Regions from separate parts of the Homo sapiens genome. Here regions 1 and 3 are each linked to region 2. A link is an interaction called in ENCODE POLR2A ChIA-PET data of the cell type or tissue named here. Cell type or tissue: MCF 10A. All regions are shown on one strand. Links, peaks and the distances in the headings refer to the core of each region. The heading gives the core; the rest is flanking DNA.

Evidence for each region. Peaks named below come from ENCODE experiments on the same cell type or tissue, not always from the same donor. Only the 100,000 strongest peaks of a DNase experiment are listed, where the experiment ranks them.
Region 1: POLR2A ChIA-PET joins it to region 2 with 12 read pairs; 3 of 35 experiments call an interaction of 5 or more read pairs at or near these places.
Region 3: POLR2A ChIA-PET joins it to region 2 with 26 read pairs; 2 of 35 experiments call an interaction of 5 or more read pairs at or near these places.

What each region holds. Positions count from the first base shown.
Region 1 is chr16:23,321,775-23,326,774 of GRCh38, reverse strand. All of the region lies in intron 1 of SCNN1B (sodium channel epithelial 1 subunit beta), which reads right to left. Among named protein-coding and RNA genes, the nearest start is that of SCNN1B, 22 kb to the right of the region's middle. In MCF 10A, for the core only: no CTCF peak of the experiment used is centred there; a DNase peak (open chromatin) is centred at 1,914.
Region 2 is chr16:23,255,167-23,261,706 of GRCh38, reverse strand. No RefSeq gene overlaps it. Among named protein-coding and RNA genes, the nearest start is that of SCNN1B, 44 kb to the left of the region's middle. In MCF 10A, for the core only: no CTCF peak of the experiment used is centred there; DNase peaks (open chromatin) are centred at 2,676 and 3,226.
Region 3 is chr16:23,360,247-23,365,246 of GRCh38, reverse strand. The region is part of intron 4 of SCNN1B (sodium channel epithelial 1 subunit beta); the gene reads right to left. Among named protein-coding and RNA genes, the nearest start is that of SCNN1B, 60 kb to the right of the region's middle. In MCF 10A, for the core only: no CTCF peak of the experiment used is centred there; a DNase peak (open chromatin) is centred at 2,606.

The sequences.
Region 1 (5,000 bases), core at 1-5,000, 66 kb before region 2:
AAATAATGACTGAGTGTGGTGGCTCACACCTGTAATCCTAGCACTTTGGGAGGCTGAGGCAGGTGGATCACTTGAGGCCAGGAGTTTGAAACCAGGCTGGCCAACATGATGAAACCCTGTCTCTACTAAAAATACAAAAAAAATTAGCTGGGCATGGTGGCGCACACCTATAATCCCAGCTACTCGGGAGGCTAAGGCAGGAGAATTGCTTGACCCTGGGAGGCAGAGTTTGCAGTGAGCCGAAATCACACCACAGCACTCCAGCCTGGGTGACAGAGTGAGACTCTGTCTCAAAACAAACAAAGAAACAAAACAAAAAACAAAAAAACCATGTGGGTTTATATGCATCTATGTGCATAGGAAAAATAACACAGATGGCATTAACCAGAACGTTTATAATGATTATCTCTGGGTAGCAGGATCTTGAGTTATTTTTAAGAAATTGTTTTAGTTTATCTGTGCTTTGTAACTTTCCTACAATGAACATATATTGCTTGCATCATAAAAGTAATAAATGAGAAGATAATTTTTAATAGCAAAATGGAAAAAAGCTTATAATAGAATGCTGCTTGAAAAAAACCAGGATTCTAAGTATATGAAAAAATCTATTGTTAGGCAAAGATAGTTGTAGGGAAGCAGGAAATACAGACTTAAAAAAAAAAGTTAAGCTTCCAAGAATTTTTTTGTTTTGTTTATTTTAGAGACAAGGTCTTGCTCTGTTGCCCAGGCTGGAGTGCAGTGGTGCAATCATAGCTCACTGCAGCCTCAAACTCCCTGGCTCAAGAGATATTCCCACCTCAGTCTCCCGAGTAGCTAAGTAGCTGAGACTACAGCTGTGTGGCTTTTATTTATATTTATTTATTTATTTATTTATTTATTTATTTATTAGAGACAGGGTCTCACTATGTTGCCCAGGCTGGTCTCAAACTCATGGTCTAAAGAAATCCTTCCGCCTCGACCTCTCAAAGTGTTGAGATTACAGATGTGAGCCTCCATGTCCAGCCTCCTTCCTTGAATTTAGGTACAACCCTGGTGTAAGGATCTGGGGAGATGCTGGATGGGTTGGAATTAAGTTTCTACTATTTGGCAGAACAGGGGTTTGTATAAGAAGTTAAGATCGGATGCGCATTTCAACTTGCATTCTGATATTTGTACCTGTTTTCCAAAATTGTATTACTTTTATAGTTTAAAAAAAAATTCAAAAAAGAGGCTGGGCACGGTGGCTCATACCTGTAATCCCAGCACTTTGGGAGGCTGAAGTGAGCAGATCACTTGAGGTCAAAGGTTTGAGACCAGCCTGGCCAACATGGTGAAATCCCGTCTCTACTGAAAATGCAAAAATTAGCTGGGCATGGTGGTGCAGGAAGGTAATCCCAAAAACTCGGGAGGCTGAGGCAGGAGAGTCACTTGAACCTGGGAGGCGGAGGTTGCAATGAGCTGAGATCGCACCACCGTACTCCAGCCAGGGCGACAAAGTGAGACTCCAGACTCAAAAAAAAGAAAAAGAAAAAAGAAAAATACATAAAAGCAACCAAAAGGGAGAGCGTTCAATCAACTAGAAAAATCTGCCTTGGGTCTCTAGCAGCCTGACAACTCTTTTCATAATTTCTGGACCTGTCCTGCTGGGGATGGAGTGAACCAAAGAGGGATTTCAGAGGAGGTGGCTGCACCAGAGCTTGCATTTCCTGGATGGCTCCTTTCTCCCATACCCTTGTTGACAGAGTCTTATTGCTGTGTTTGCTTTCCTTATTGCCAGAGCACTCAGCTGCACCGGGCTTTACCCTGTATGAGTACAATTACACAGGAAAACACCCTGCCCACCAGGCCCCATGCCAGGAGCCATGTCATTGTGTCCCAATGGACAAAGAGGACTTGGGGGGGTGCCAATGGTGAGCACCTAAGCCCATCCCCAGAAATGGAAGTGGCCACTTGCCCAGGATGGGTGGTGTGTGTTGACAGCCAGCAGGGAAGAGTGTGGTCAGTTTCATCTGCTCCCTCCCTGCCAATGCTGGAGGCAACTTGGAGAGGGTAGTTTCTGCCAAGCCTTGAAAGATGCCAGGGGCGTGTGTGTGTGGGGTGGGGTAGGATGGGTAGAGGTGGAGAAGGGAGGTGGTTGTTCCATTGGGAATAAAATGCGGTATTCCAGAATAGAGTCAGAAAAATAAGGTCAACCTGATAATGTTTGGAGGCTTATGTAGGAGGACAAGCTATAGTTTCTTTTTCTCTGTTTCACTTTGAGAAACAGGAATGATCCTATTATTATTAAAAATGTGCCAGGGGCCAGTGGCTCAGGCCTGTAATTCCAGCACTTTGAGAGGCTGATGTGGGAGGATTGCTTGAAGCCAGGAGTTCCAGACCAGCCTGGGCAATATAGTGAGACCACCATCTCTAAAAGCAACAACAACAAAAAACAAAAGAAATTAGTTGGGTGAAGTGGTGCATGCCTGTGGTCCCAGCTACTTGGGAGGCTGAGGTGAGAGGTTCGCTGGATCCCAGGAGTTCCAGGCTGCAGTGATCTATGACTGTACCGCTGCACTCCACCCTGGACAACAGAGCAAGACCCTGTCTCAAAAAAAAAAAAAAAAAGTGAGCTTTTGAGTTAGACAGACTTGGGTGGCATCTTCATCCCATCTCTTACTGGCTGGGTGGCTGTGTGATCTTGGCAAAATCGCATCACCTCTCTGAGCCTCAGTTGTCTCATTTGCAAATGAGGCCAGCAATAGTACCTCCCTCCTTGCGTTTTTGTTTGGTTTTCAGTGAGGGTTAAAATGCATATAAAGCTCTCAGCATCCTGTTGAATGAAGGTTGGCTACTGTAATTCATTAGGGAGAAAGAAGGATGAAATGTGTAGGTGGTTGCTGAGTTTAGATACTTAATTGCCTTAGAAAGGACTGATGCTGGAAGGGGAATTTCCCAGCTTGGTAAATGAAAGATTCAGTCTTTGGCCTGCACTTCCCTGAGGCTTAGCTGTCTATGTCATGCTCCTGTCAGAAACTTTCAAGGGCTACTGGTGTCTATAGAATAAAGGCCCCTCAACCCTTAGCTGGCTTCTAAGACACCTTGCAACCTGGTCCCAGCCTAGATGTCTCCTTTAATTCCTTGCACTTTCCTTTACAATGGGGTAGTGGTTAAGAAGTTGGGTTCAAACCCCAGTTGGGTCACTTACTCACTGTGTGACCTTGTGGAATTTACTCACCCTCTCTGTGCCCTGGTTTCCCCATCTGTAAAATGAGGGGAAAATAGTACTGAGTTCATTGAGTTGATGTGAAGATTAAATTGTAAATATGAAGCACCTAGCACAGTGTCTGGCATGGAGAGAGATCAGTGCCTATGAGAGGCTTCTTATTTGCATATACCCATGCAACCACATGCTGGAGCCCTTGGGTACCCTGGGAATTCCCACCACCACACTTTCACTCATGCTGTTATTCAGTCCTGGAGTGCAAAACCTTTACCTCTACCCACAAATCCTCTACCTTTTTCTAGGTGCAGCTCCAGTGCCACCTCCTCCAAGAAGTCCTCTGTGAATGGAGGTCATCCTCCCTCCTCCGTAGCCCCAGTTTTTTTTTTTTTATTGAGATGGAGTTTCACTCCTGTCACCCAGGCTGGAGTGCAGTGCTGTGATCTCAGCTCACTGCAACCTCTGCCTCCCAGGTTCAAGTGGTTCTTCTGTCTCAGCCTCCCAAGTAGCTGGGATTACAGGCATGCGCCCATGGTGATGCCGAGCTAATTTTTTTTTTTTTTGTATTTTTAGTAGAGATGGGATTTCACCATGTTGGCCAGGCTGGTCTCGAAACCCTGACCTCAGGTGATCTGCCCACCTCGGCCTCCCAAAGTGCTGGGTTACAGATTACAGGCGTGAGCCACCGTGCCCAGCCCTCAGAATATTTTCTGAGGACCAATAATGTGGATGGAGTTAAGACCACTGAACTGCACACGTAAAAATGATCACAGTGTAAATTTTGCTATACACATGTATTTTCCACAATTAAGTATTTTAAAAGACATATTGAGCATTTAAAAACTCACAAATCATCTTTAATATTGATTATATGTTGAAGTAATATTTTGGATATATGGGTTCAATGAAATATATTAATAAAATTAGTTTGATCTGTTTATTTTTACTTTTTAAAATGTGGCTATGACAATTTTACATTGCTGGACTGGGCATAGTGGCTCACGCCTGTAATGCCAGCACTTTGGGAGGCCCAGGCAGGAGGATCACTTGAGGCCAGGAATTCAAGATTAGTCTGGGCAACATAGCAAGACCCTGTCCCTACAAAACATATAAATTAAAAAAAAAAATTAGCCAAGCATGGTGGTGTGCACCTATAGTCCCAGCTACTCGGGAGCTGAGGTGGAAGGATCGCTGGAACCCGGGAGGTCGAGGCTGCAGTGACCCGTGATCATGTCACTGCACTCTAGCCTAGGTGATAGAGTGAGACCTTGTCTCAAAAGAGAAAATGAAAAAAATTTTAAATTGCTTATGCCATTCCGATCTGTGGCTTGTGTTGTATGTATGTTGGATAGTGCTGACCTAGATCAATGGCTGGCACTGTAGGCACTTAAATGTGGGCTTAATACGGGAATGAATACAGTTGCAGCCAAATAGGTTCTTTTCAGGCATAAAACAAACAAACAAACAAAAACTGTTGTATCTGGAAGGCTCCAAGGGAATGGGAGAGAGTTTGTGTCGGGGCAGTTTACATAACTAAATCATCATAATTAATATCTATTATTATTATTTGAGACAGGGTCTCACTCTGTCACCCAGGCCAGAGTACAGTGGTGCTATCTTAGCTCACTGCAACGTTTGCCTCCCGGGCTCAAGCGATCCTTCCACCTTAGCTTCCTGAGTAGCTGGGACTATAGGTGCACACCACCATGCCCAGCTAATTATTGTATTTTTTCTGTAGAGGCAGGGTTTTGCCATGTTGTCTAGGGTGATCTCAAACTCCTGGACTCAAGCGATTCTCTTGCTTCGGACTCCCAAAGCG
Region 2 (6,540 bases), core at 745-5,744:
TGAGATGGAGTGTCGCTCTGTTGCCCAGGTTGGAGTGCAGTGGCATGATCTGGGCTCATTGCAACCTCTGCTTCCAGAGTTCAAGCAATTTCCAGCCAATTTTTGTATTTTTAGTAGAGATGGATTTTCACCATGTTGGCCAGGCTGGTCTTGAACTCCTGACCTCAAGTGATCTGCCCACCTTGGCCTTCTAAAGTGCTAGGATTACAGGCATGAGCCACCACTCCTGGCCTCATATTTACTTCCTAATAGCCTTATGCATATAGACTAGCTCTGATTTCAAAGATTCTATTTGTTTACTATTATATTACCACTAAACTGCTTTGTGTATTTTATTTTTAAGATTATCATGTAATAAAATTAACTGCGTACAGTTTCATGAATTTTAACACATGTATGTATTTGTGTAACTACCACCACAACTATCACCCCAGAAATCTCCCTCAGGCCACCCCTACATAGCCACATCCTCCCTCTGTAACCCTGGTAACTAATCTGTTGTCTATTAATATAGTTTTTTTCCAGAATGTCACATAAATGGAATAATATAATTGGTAACCTTTCCAGATTGGCTTCAATTACTCAGTGTAATGTCTTTGAGATTCCTCTAAGTTGTTGGGTGTATCAATAATTTGCTACCTTGCCAGGGCGTGGTGGCTCAAAGCTGTAATTCCAGCACTTTGGGAGGCTGAGGCAGGAGGATCGCTTGAGCCCAGGAGTTTGAAACCAGCCTGGGCAGCATAGTCAGACCCTGTCTCTACAAAAAATACAAAATTAGTTGGGCATGGTGGGGTGCATCTGTAGCCTCAGCTACTCATGAGGCTGAGATGGGAGGATCACTTGAGCCTGGTAAGTCGAGGCTGCAGTGAGCCGTGATCATGCTGCTATACTCCAGCCTGGGCAACAGAGTGAGACCCTGTCTCAAAAAAAAATAGTTTGCTTCCTTTTATTGCTAAGTGGCATCTCACTGAATAACTGTACCACATACAGCTGCTATATGACACTGTTTTAGCGACTGTGACTTTATAGTGGATTTCTCTATTGGGTATGGTAAGTTTCCTGCCCACCAACATTGCTCCTGTTAGTTTCCCAAAAGTGTCTTGGCCACCCCAGTGTACTGATTCCTGGGTATTTTGTGGACTTGGTTGCTATTGTGAGTGATTCCTTTATCCACCCAGTTTTCCAAGCTAGAAAACTCAAAGATATCTCAGGAACAATAGTAACAAAAAACTGTGCAAGACCCTTCTGAAGAAAACTATAAACCTATACAGAAAGGCCTGAATAAAGACTTCAATGCTTAGGACATGTTCCTGAATGTGGCAATTCAGTATTGGAAAGATGTTTATTCTCTCCAAATTAATTGAGATGCTTTGTAAGTTTGATTGATTTTAATCTCTCTCTTTCCCCTTCCTTCTCTCCATTCCTTCCTCCCTTCCTTCCTTCCTTCCTTCGTTCTCTCCCTCCCTCCCTTGCTGCCTCCCTCTCTCTCTCTCTTTCATTTCCTTTCTTTCTTTTCCTTCCTTCCTTCCTTCCTTCCTTCCTTCCTTCCTTCCTTCCTTCCTTCCTTCCTTCCTTCCTTCCTTCCCTCCCTCCCTCCCTCCCTCCCTCCCTCTCTCTCTCTCTGTCTGTCTCTCTTTCTTTCTTTCTCTTTCTTTCTTGACAGAGTCTTGCTCTGTCACCCAGGGTGGAGTGCAGTGGTGCTATCACGGCTCACTGCAGCCTCCACCTCCTGGGCTCAAGCAATCCTCCAGCCTCAGCCTTTCGAGAAGCTGGGACCACAGGTGCAAGCCACCACACCCAGCTACTTTTTGTATTTTTTGTAGATATGGAGTTTCACCATGTTGCCCAGGCTGGTCTCGAACTCCTGGGCTCAAGCAATTCTCCCACTTCAGCCTCTCAAAGTGCTGGGATTACAGGCATAAGTCACTGCGCCTGGCAGGTCTTTCCTCTATCAAGTCTGCCCTTTTCCCTCTTTCCCTTCTCCAACTTCTGTTTCTAATTTTACATATTTTCCCCTTCTACTTTCTTTTGATTTCTTTTGTTTTACTTTTCCTAATTTCTTGAGTTGAATGCATAGTCCACTTACTTTAGAATTTTTTTTTTATTAACAAAAGTATTTAAGGCTAGGCATTTTCCTCTGAATACCACCTTGGCAGCATTCTCCAAAACAGTTGATGTGCACTTGAATGGCATTACTTGAGGTCAGGAGTTCGAGAACAGCCTGGCCAACATTATGAAGCCCTGTCTCTACCAAAAACATACAAAAAAGTGGGCGCCTGTAATCCTAGATACTCTGGAGGCTGAGGCAGGAGAATTGCTTGAGCCCAGGAGGCAGAGGTTGCAATGAATTGAGATCCCGCCACTGAACTACAGCATGGGCGACAGAACAAGACTCCGTCTCAAACAACACAGAACAAAAATCCCCATATATTCTGTATGAATGGGGACTCATTCATTTAATGTGACAAAAACCTGACTCAATCCAGCTTAAGCCAGAAAAAGGAAACTTATTGGAATTAATTGATATTTATCATCATAGGGAATATTGGTATCCCTGTGTCCACTGGATCCGGCACTATGCTGACGTCCACAGAAGCTGTTCCTCATGTCTCCACCTGCTGGCTCTGTTCTCTGAGCTGCCCTTCCCTCCAGCCAGTGTGCAGTTCTGCAAACCTCTTTCCCAACCTCTCCAAGGAAAGCCCCAGCCCTGACTCTCCTTTGTCTGGCAATCATCAGGCCTAGAGAAACAGGGCTGGGTATAGTGGCTCACCCATGTAATCCCAGCACTTTGGGAAGCTGAGGTGGGGGGATGGCTTGAGGCCAGGAGTTTGAGACCAGCCTGGGCAACATAGTGAGACCCCATCTCTATAATGAGAGAGAGAGAGAGAGAGAGAGAGAGAGAGAGAAACAGGATGATCTGGTTAGGGTTGTGGATGCTGGGCTGACAGAACACCTGGTGTCCAGTACCTGGTTTATGTGGCCACCCTCTCTTCCTAAATACCTCTATAATCATGGCCAGGTAGGCCCATCTCAAAATTTTACTGTCTCCTTAACGGGGTATAAAATGTTTCGTCACTTCTTCCCAGCCTCTCTTTACAGCCTTGGCTTCCCGTTGTCTTCCTTTCTCCCACACCCTGTGTTCTAGCTACAGCAAACTACTCCTTATTTCCAAACAAATGTGTACTTTCTTTCTCTGCCTTCGTACATGCTGTTCCTTTGGCTAGGAATACCTTTTTCCCCCTTAGTCATCCTTTAAGATCCTAAGTCACGCCCGAGAATCACTTGGGCACAGTTGGGGCACTTCCTCTCTGAGTTCCTACCTGCTGCTGCTATTGCACCTTGCGTCCTGAACAAGACTAACTCATGTGCAATTGTCTCCCCTTCAAGACATCAGGACCGGGCCAGGCGTGGTGGCTCTTGCCTGTGATCCCAACACTTTGGGAGGCCAAGGCAGGAGGATTGCTTGAGCCCAGGAGTTCAAGGCTGAAGTGAGCTGTGATCACACCACTGCACTCCAGCCTGGGCGACAGAGTGAGATCCCGGCTGTGGGGGAAAAAAAAAAAAAAAAAAAAAGACATCAGGACTGGATCGCTGAAGGCAAAGACTGTGCCTGGACAATTTCCATGCAGCATCTATAATGTAATAGATATTCAGTAAAAGTCTGTTGAAAGAATGTGCAGATGCTCTCAGCTCTCCTGTACTCTGTATTATTTTACCATTTTTGTGCACTGTAGGTTTCTGTGTACTTTTCCTCCCAATGGCCAGTACCTTTGGCCTTCACTGGAGGGCTGCACATAGGCTGCTAGGACCTGCTTTTCCTGCATGTTCAAGAAAACCAGAAATACCTGAAAGTTTTCATGCCCCGGGGACAGCCCTTAACTCATGACTGACAGTGTGGGGATAGAAATCCTCCAGTTCCTTTGCCCTAATGACCCACAGTGTCCCAAAGCTCCCCTGGAGGGTCAAGCCTCAATTACCCTCTGTGTGACTTTACTTGATAACACACCTTTGTCTAACCTTCTTTCTCGCCCCATTCCCCTTCTCCACTTCTCTACCAATTTTCTCTGGGAACACTTATGAATCACTTTCACACAGCCTGGCTTTGTGGTGTCCACCTGCTGCCCGAGCTACTCAGGCTGAAGTGGGAAGATCTCTTGAGCCCAGGAGTTTGAGGCCAGCATGGACAACATAGCAAGACCCCATCTCTGAAAAAAAAAAAAAAAAACCACAAAACCAAAAACCAAACAACAACAACAACAACAAAATCACTTTCATATAAATTCTCTGTCTCAGATCCCCAGATCTGCTTTTGGGGAAACAAATCTAAAACAGAGTTAATGATTCAATGAACAGAAAGAAAAGAATAATAGCTGAGTGCGGCAGCTCACATCTGTAATCTCAGCACTTTGGGAGGCTGAGGCAGGAGGATGGCTTGAGCCCAGGAGTTGGAGGCTGCAGTGAGCTGTGATTGTGCCACTGCACTCCAACCTGGTTGACAGAACAAGACCCTATCTTAAAAAAAAAAAAAAAAGAAAGAAAAAGAAAAGAAAGAAAGAAAGGAGAGAAAATAATAATGAATCCAGAAACCAATAAATATTTATTGATCACCAACTGCATTGGAAGAAACAGGAGCAGGAGGAGGTTCTTTGCCAGGATTTATCTTCTTAAAGAGACAAGATTTGCACATTTAGAAAATGAACTAGTCTATAAATATATATTTAGTACATGAAATGAAATGTGAAGAGGACGCAGGGACATGACTTGAGAAGAGGGGACTGAATGTGAACATGGGGATGTCAGAGACTAATGAGACTTCAGAGGTGGAAGTGGGACTTGATTTGGGGTTTGAAGGGAGGATGAGATGGAGCAGGCAAAGACCCAGTGAATACAGTGGTGGGACCAGAGTAAAATGATGAGAGTTTAAGGCCGGGTAATGCAGACTTGGAATCCATTCAAATAAGTCTGGACTTTATCTCATAAGGTGATGGTGGAAGGTGGTCAACATTTATTTCTTCACTCAACAAACATTTATTGAGAGTCTATAACTTGCGGCACACCCAGACAGGAACAAGGTGTACTCTTAGAAGGGTGTTCCTTAAGTGAACTGCCTGTTCTGGCCACAAGAATCTTGACTGTATTTGTTTGTAGGATCCACCTATAATTTCTGGAGAGATTTTTTTTCTTACACACGCAGTTTTATCAGTTGTATATCTAATCTTCTGATTATAGGGGAAAGATCATCATTATCACTACAAAAATTCAAATATTTGGAGAGCTCTGCACCATGGAAAAGGAACGTCTTCTATCCAGAGAGAGGACTAGAAATCTTTTTCCTGTGTTTCAAATAACTTTTATTTTCTCAAATAGAACCTTACTTGATAGTATAATTTGATTCCATGCTTATATAATATAATATAATATTTAATTTTATTTTTATTATATATTTTTAAGACAGGGTCTGATTCTGTCACCCAGACTGGAGTGCAGTGGCATGATCTTGGCTCTGCAAGATCATGCCTCCCACTATCCTCCCACCTCAGCCTTCCAAGTAGCTGCGACTACAGGCGTGAGCCACAACACCCAGCCAATTTTTGTATTTTTTTTAGAGATGGGGTTTCACCATGTTGCCCAGGTTGGTCTCGAACTCCTGGGCTCAGCTTCCCAAAGTGCTGGGATTACAGGTGTGAGCCATCATGCCTTGCCAGGCTTATATAGTATTTTTATTTATTTCTTTATTATTATTATTACTTTGAGAGGGAGTCTCACTCTGTTGCCTAGGCTGGAGTGCAGTGGTACGATCTTGGCTCACTGCAACCTTCGCCTCCTGGGTTCAAGCAGTTCTCCTGCCTCAGCCTCCCGAATAGCTGGGATTATAGGCACGCACCACCATGCCCAACTAATTTTTGTATTTTTACTAGAGATGGGGTTTCACCATGTTGGCCAGGCTAGTCTTGAACCCCTGACCTCAGGTGATCCGCCCACCTTGGCATCCCAAAGTGCTGGGATTACAGGTATGAACCACCACACCCGGCCTTATATAGTATTTTAAAAGTAATTGTTATATGTTTTTGTTTTATTCTTTTTTTTTTTTTTTAATTTGGCCAGGCATGGTGGCTCACGCTTGTAATCCCAGCACTTTGGGAAGCTGAGGCAGGTGGATCACTTGAGGTCAAAAGCTCAAGACCAGCCTGGCCAACATGGTGAAACCCAGTCTCTACTAAAAACAAAAACACAAAAATTAGCCAGGTGTGGTGGCATGCGCCTGTAATCCCAGTTACTCAGGAGGCTGAGGCAGGAGAATTGCTTGAACTAGGGAGGTGGAGGTTGCAGTTGCGCCACTGCACTCCAGCCTGGGGGACAGAGTGAGATTCAGTCTCAAAAAAAACACAAAAAACGTTTATTTTAGATTTAGGGGATACACGTGCAAGTTTGTTACATGGGTATGTGGCTTGATGCTGAGTTTTGGGTATGACTGAACCCATTGCCCACGTAGTGAGCATAGTACCCAATAGGTAGTTTTTCAACCCCTTGCCCCACTCC
Region 3 (5,000 bases), core at 1-5,000, 100 kb before region 2:
GATATTGGTTCACTGTAACCTCTGCCTCCTGGATTCAAGCAATTCTCCTGCCTCAGCCTCCTGAGTAGCTGGGATTACAGGCAGGCACCATCACGCCCAACTATTTTTTTTTTTGTTTTTGAGATGGAGTTTTGCTCTTTCACCCCAGGCTGGAGTGAAGTGGTGCCATCTCAGCTCACTGCAACCTCTGCCCTCTGTGTTCAAGCGATTCTCCTGCCTCAGCCTCCCGAGTAGCTGGGATTATAGGTGCCTGCCACCACAACCAGCTAATTTTTGTATTTTCAGTAGATATGGGGTTTCACCATGTTGGCCAGGCTGGTCTCGAACTCCTGACCTCAGGCAATCCACCCACCTCAGCCTCCCAAAGTGCTAGGATTACAGGCGTGAGCCACCATGCCTGGCCTAATTTTTGTATTTTTAGTAGAGATGGTGTTTCACTATGTTGGCCAGGCTGGTCTTGAACTCCTGACCTCAGGTGATCTCCCACCTCAGCCTCCCAAAGTGCTGAGATTACATGTGTGAGCCACCACGCCAGGCTCCAAGATGTGACTTTAGTCTGTCCACCTGTCTCCACCTCAGACGCTCCCACCCTGGCCCAAGTCACCAGCATCTCATGTCTGGATTCTTGCTGGAGCCTCTGCCTCTGTTCATCCTTAAAGTCTTCCTTCTGCACAGCAGTCAGGGTGATTGTTTAAATTTGTGAGTCAGAGCACGGTACTCCCTTTCTGAGAACCCTCCAAAGGCTTCTTGTCACTCACAGAATAAAGTGCAAAGTCCCTATGCTGGCCTTCTATGTCTCATTCCCTACACTCCAGCGACACTCTAGATGTTTCCAAGCTCAAGGCTTTTGCCTCTGTTGTCCTTTGTGCCTGGAATATTCTCTAACCAGCTCTTCAGATACTGGCTTCTCCCCATCCTTCAGCTTTTATCTGCTCTGAGGCCTCCCTGAACCCCTATGCAAAGTGATGGACTAGAACTATTAGTTAATAGTACTTTATTACTAATAGTAATAGAATTTTCTACCTAGTTACTCTAGATCTTTTCCACCAGTTTATTTATATTTATTTATTTATTTATTTTGAGATGGAGTTTCACTCTTGTTGCCCAGGCTGGAGTGTAGTGGCATGATCTCAGCTCACTACAGCCTCTGCCTCCCCGTTCAAGTGATTCTCCTGCCTCAGCCTCCTGAGTAGCTGGGATTACAGGTATGCGCCACCACGCCTGGCTAATTTTTGTATTATTAGTAGAGACAGGGTTTCACCATGTTAGTCAGGCTGGTCTTGAACTCCTGACCTCAGGTGATCCACCTGCCTTGGCCTCCCAAAGTGCTAGGATTACAGGGTGAGTCACTGCACCTGGCCCTTCAACCAGTTGATTATCTTCTTTATCAGATACATCAGAATCTGAAATCAGCTTCCTTTTTTTTTTTGGTAGAGACAGGGTGTCACTCTGTTGCCCAGGCTGGAGTGCAATGGCGTGATCATAGCTTACTGCAGCCTCAAACTCCTGGCCTTAAGATATTCTCCTGCCTCAGCCTCCTGAGTAGCTGGGACTACAGGCATGTGCCACCACACCCAGCTAATTTGTAAAATTTTTTGTGGAGATGGGGTCTTGCTATGTTGCCCAGGCTGGTCTTGAACTCCTGGCCTCAAGTGATCTTCTGGCCTCAGCCTCCCTAAATGCTGGGATTATAGGCATCCACCACTGTGCCTGGCCTGAAATTATCTTCTTGATTTAATTGCTCACTTAGCTGTCTCCTGCTTAGAACATAAGCCCGGGGAGGGAGCATGACCTTGTCTGTCTGGAAGGAGAAGAGCTCAGAGGTCAAGAGCACAGGCCACAGAGCCAGCCTGCTTGATTTCAATTCTGGCTGTGTCCCTTAGCAGCTGGTGAGCTTTGGGATGGTTACATCACGTCTTCGTGCCTCACTTTCCCCATTTGTAACACCAGATAATACTACCTACATGACTGCGGCAAGGGGTGGATGCCTAGCATACTGTAATACTCAAAAAATCTTGGCTGCTACTGTTCACAGCTCCATGCCCAGGGTCTGGTACAGAGCACACAGACACTCAGTAAATATTTGATGAATAAATTACAATAGGCGATAAGAGCATCGACAGAGATAAGTATGGAGAAGTGACACCCAAGTCCCAGTGGAGAGTGGGGAGCGAGTCAGGGAAGGTTTCCTGGAGGAGGGGAGGCCTGAGCTGAGACTTTATGAACAAGTAAGCGATGGCTAAGTCTACAGGGTAGGGAGGAGAAAGGGCTCACCAGGCAGGGACACAACACAGGCAAAGCCCCAGAGGGAAGAAATAGCTCTGGGCGGGCACCATGGAGTCTATAAACTGTGGGATCAGGGCTGTGGCCACAGGAAAAGAACAGAGCAGAGCAAACCAGCTCAATCCAGGCCCTGCTCTTGAAGGAGAGACCTCGCCCCAGGGCATGGGGACACAGTGTTCCCAAGGAACTGTCTTGGTCAGATGCAGCCCAGGAGCAGGAGGCTGCATGGGGTGTGGCCAGGTCCCCTCCTGCCCGCGCCATGCTCTTGGTCTCCACGTGCGTGCCAACTATTTGCTTGTTGATAATACTCTTCACCCAGAGAGGCTGCTCCCAGGACTGGCTGCCTCTGATTCCAGAGCCAGGTGTTTCCCTACAGAAATCTCTGCTGGGCTGGGAGCCAGGCATGCAGACAGAGACCAGTGAGCCTCCAGAAAAGACTGGGAAATAGAGCATCCTAGCAGGAAGCAGTATAACCACTGTTGTGTGGTCAGAGGTCAGGAAAGACTTTCCAGGGCAGAAACTAGTTGGATAATCCCTGAAACAACAACAACCATAGTAATAATAATGCTTATATATGCCCAGATCTTGGTTTCTTTATTTTTAAATTTTATTTAACTTTATTTTTTTTTTTTTTGAGATTGCTCAGGCTGGAGTGCAGTGGCATGATCTTGGCTCTATACAACCTCTGCCTCCCAGGTTCAAGTGACTCTCCTGCCTCAGCCTCCCTAGTAGCTGGGATTACAGGTGCATGCCAACACACCCGGCTAATTTTTGTATTTTTAGTAGAGATGGGGTTTTGCCATGTTGGCCAGACCGGTGTCAAACTCCTGGGCTTAGGCAATCCTTCCACCTCGGCCTCCCAAAGTGCTGGGATTACATACATAAGCCACCATGCTTGGCCCAGATCTTGGTTTCTAAATACCATTCTTCAATTTAAAAAACCAGAGCTTGGGCAAGTCTTGTTGGCTCTCTCCTGTAATCCCAGCACTTTAGGGGGCTGAAGTGGGAAGATTGCTTGAGCCAGGAGTTTGAGACCAGCTTGGGCAACATAGGGAGACCCCATCTCTACAAAATAAAAAAATTAATCGGGCACGCGATTGTGTCACTGCACTCCAGTATGGACAACAGAGTGAGATCCCATCTCAAAAAAAACAAAAACAAAAACAAACAAACAAACAAAACAACCAAAAAACCAAACAGAGCTCTTTAGAGAAATGGCTGATTCTAGGGCGGGGGCATCCTGTAGTGCCAGAAAGTAGGCAAAAGTTAAAAAACCCACCCAGGTGAGGACATATCAAAGGCACACAGGTGCTAACTGACAGAGTGGCCAAAGCTAGAAGAATTTAAGCAAGAGAATAGATAACAAGGAATTGGATTACAACCTAAATCTACAGGAGTCCATACTGTGTCAATAAATGATGGAATAAATAAATAAATGGAGGAGATGAGACAAATCTTCCTTTACAGAAGAATTCCAAATAATATATATTCTTCTCTCTAGGAGGGGTGGAGCTCAATGCTCCTTTCCCACTGGCCACTCCCTTCCCCTTCCCCTGAGCGTAGTCTGAATTTAGTGACTCCTTTCCAAAGTACAGAGCAAAGGCCAGCACAGTGGCTCACATCTGTAATCCTAGTACTTTTGGAGGCTGAGGAGGGAGGATCACTTGAGTCCAGGAGTTGGAGGCTGTGGTTTTTCTGTAAATCTAAAACTATTCCTCGATAAAAAGTCTCTCTAGGCCAGGCGCAGTGGCTCATGCCTGTAATCCCAGCACTTTGGGAGGCTATGGCAGCAGATAACCTGAGGTCAGAAGTTTGAGACCAGCCTGGCAAACATGGTGAAACCCTGTCTCTACTAAAAATACAAAATTTACGCTGGGCACAGTGGCTCATGCCTGTAATCCCAGCACTTTGGAAGGCTGAGGCGGGTGGATCATGAGGTCAGGAGATCAAGACCATCCTGGCTAACACAGTGAAACCCTGTCTCTACTAAAAATACAAAAAATTAGCCGGTTGTGGTGGCGGCTGCCTGTAGTCCCAGCTACTCGGGAGGCTGAGGCAGGAGAATGGTATGAACCCGGGAGGCGGAGCTTGTGGTGAGCCGAGATAGTGCCACTGTACTCCAGCCTGGGCGACAGAGTGAGACTCTGTCTCAAAAAAACAAAACAAAACAAAACCAAAAACCAAAAACCAAAAACCAAAAATTAGCCAGGTGTGGTGGTGCATGCCTGTCATCCCAGCTACTCGGGGGGCTGAGACACGATAATCACTTGAACCCGGGAGGCAGAGGTTGCAGTGAGTGGAGATTATGCCATTGTATTCCAGCCTGGGGGCAAGAACAAAACTCCGTCTCAAAAAAAAAAAAAAAAAAAAAACCACCACCACCACCAACAACAAAGTCTCTCTCTCTATATTTTACTCTCACTCTGTCACCCAGGCTGGAATGCTGGAATGCAGTGGTGTGATCTTGGTTCACTGCAGCCTCAAACTCCGAGGCTCAAGTGATCCTTCCCCCTCAGCCTCCAGAGTAGCTGAGTCTACAGGTGTGTACCACCACGCCGGGCTAATTTTGTTATTTTAAAATTGTTTTTTGTAGAGATGGGGGGTCTCACTATGTTGCTCAGGTTGGTCTTAAACTCCTGGCCTCAAGCGATTCTCCCTCCTTGGCCTCCCAAAGTGCTGGGATTAAGTGAGCCACTGCACCTGGCCAAAAGCCTTTT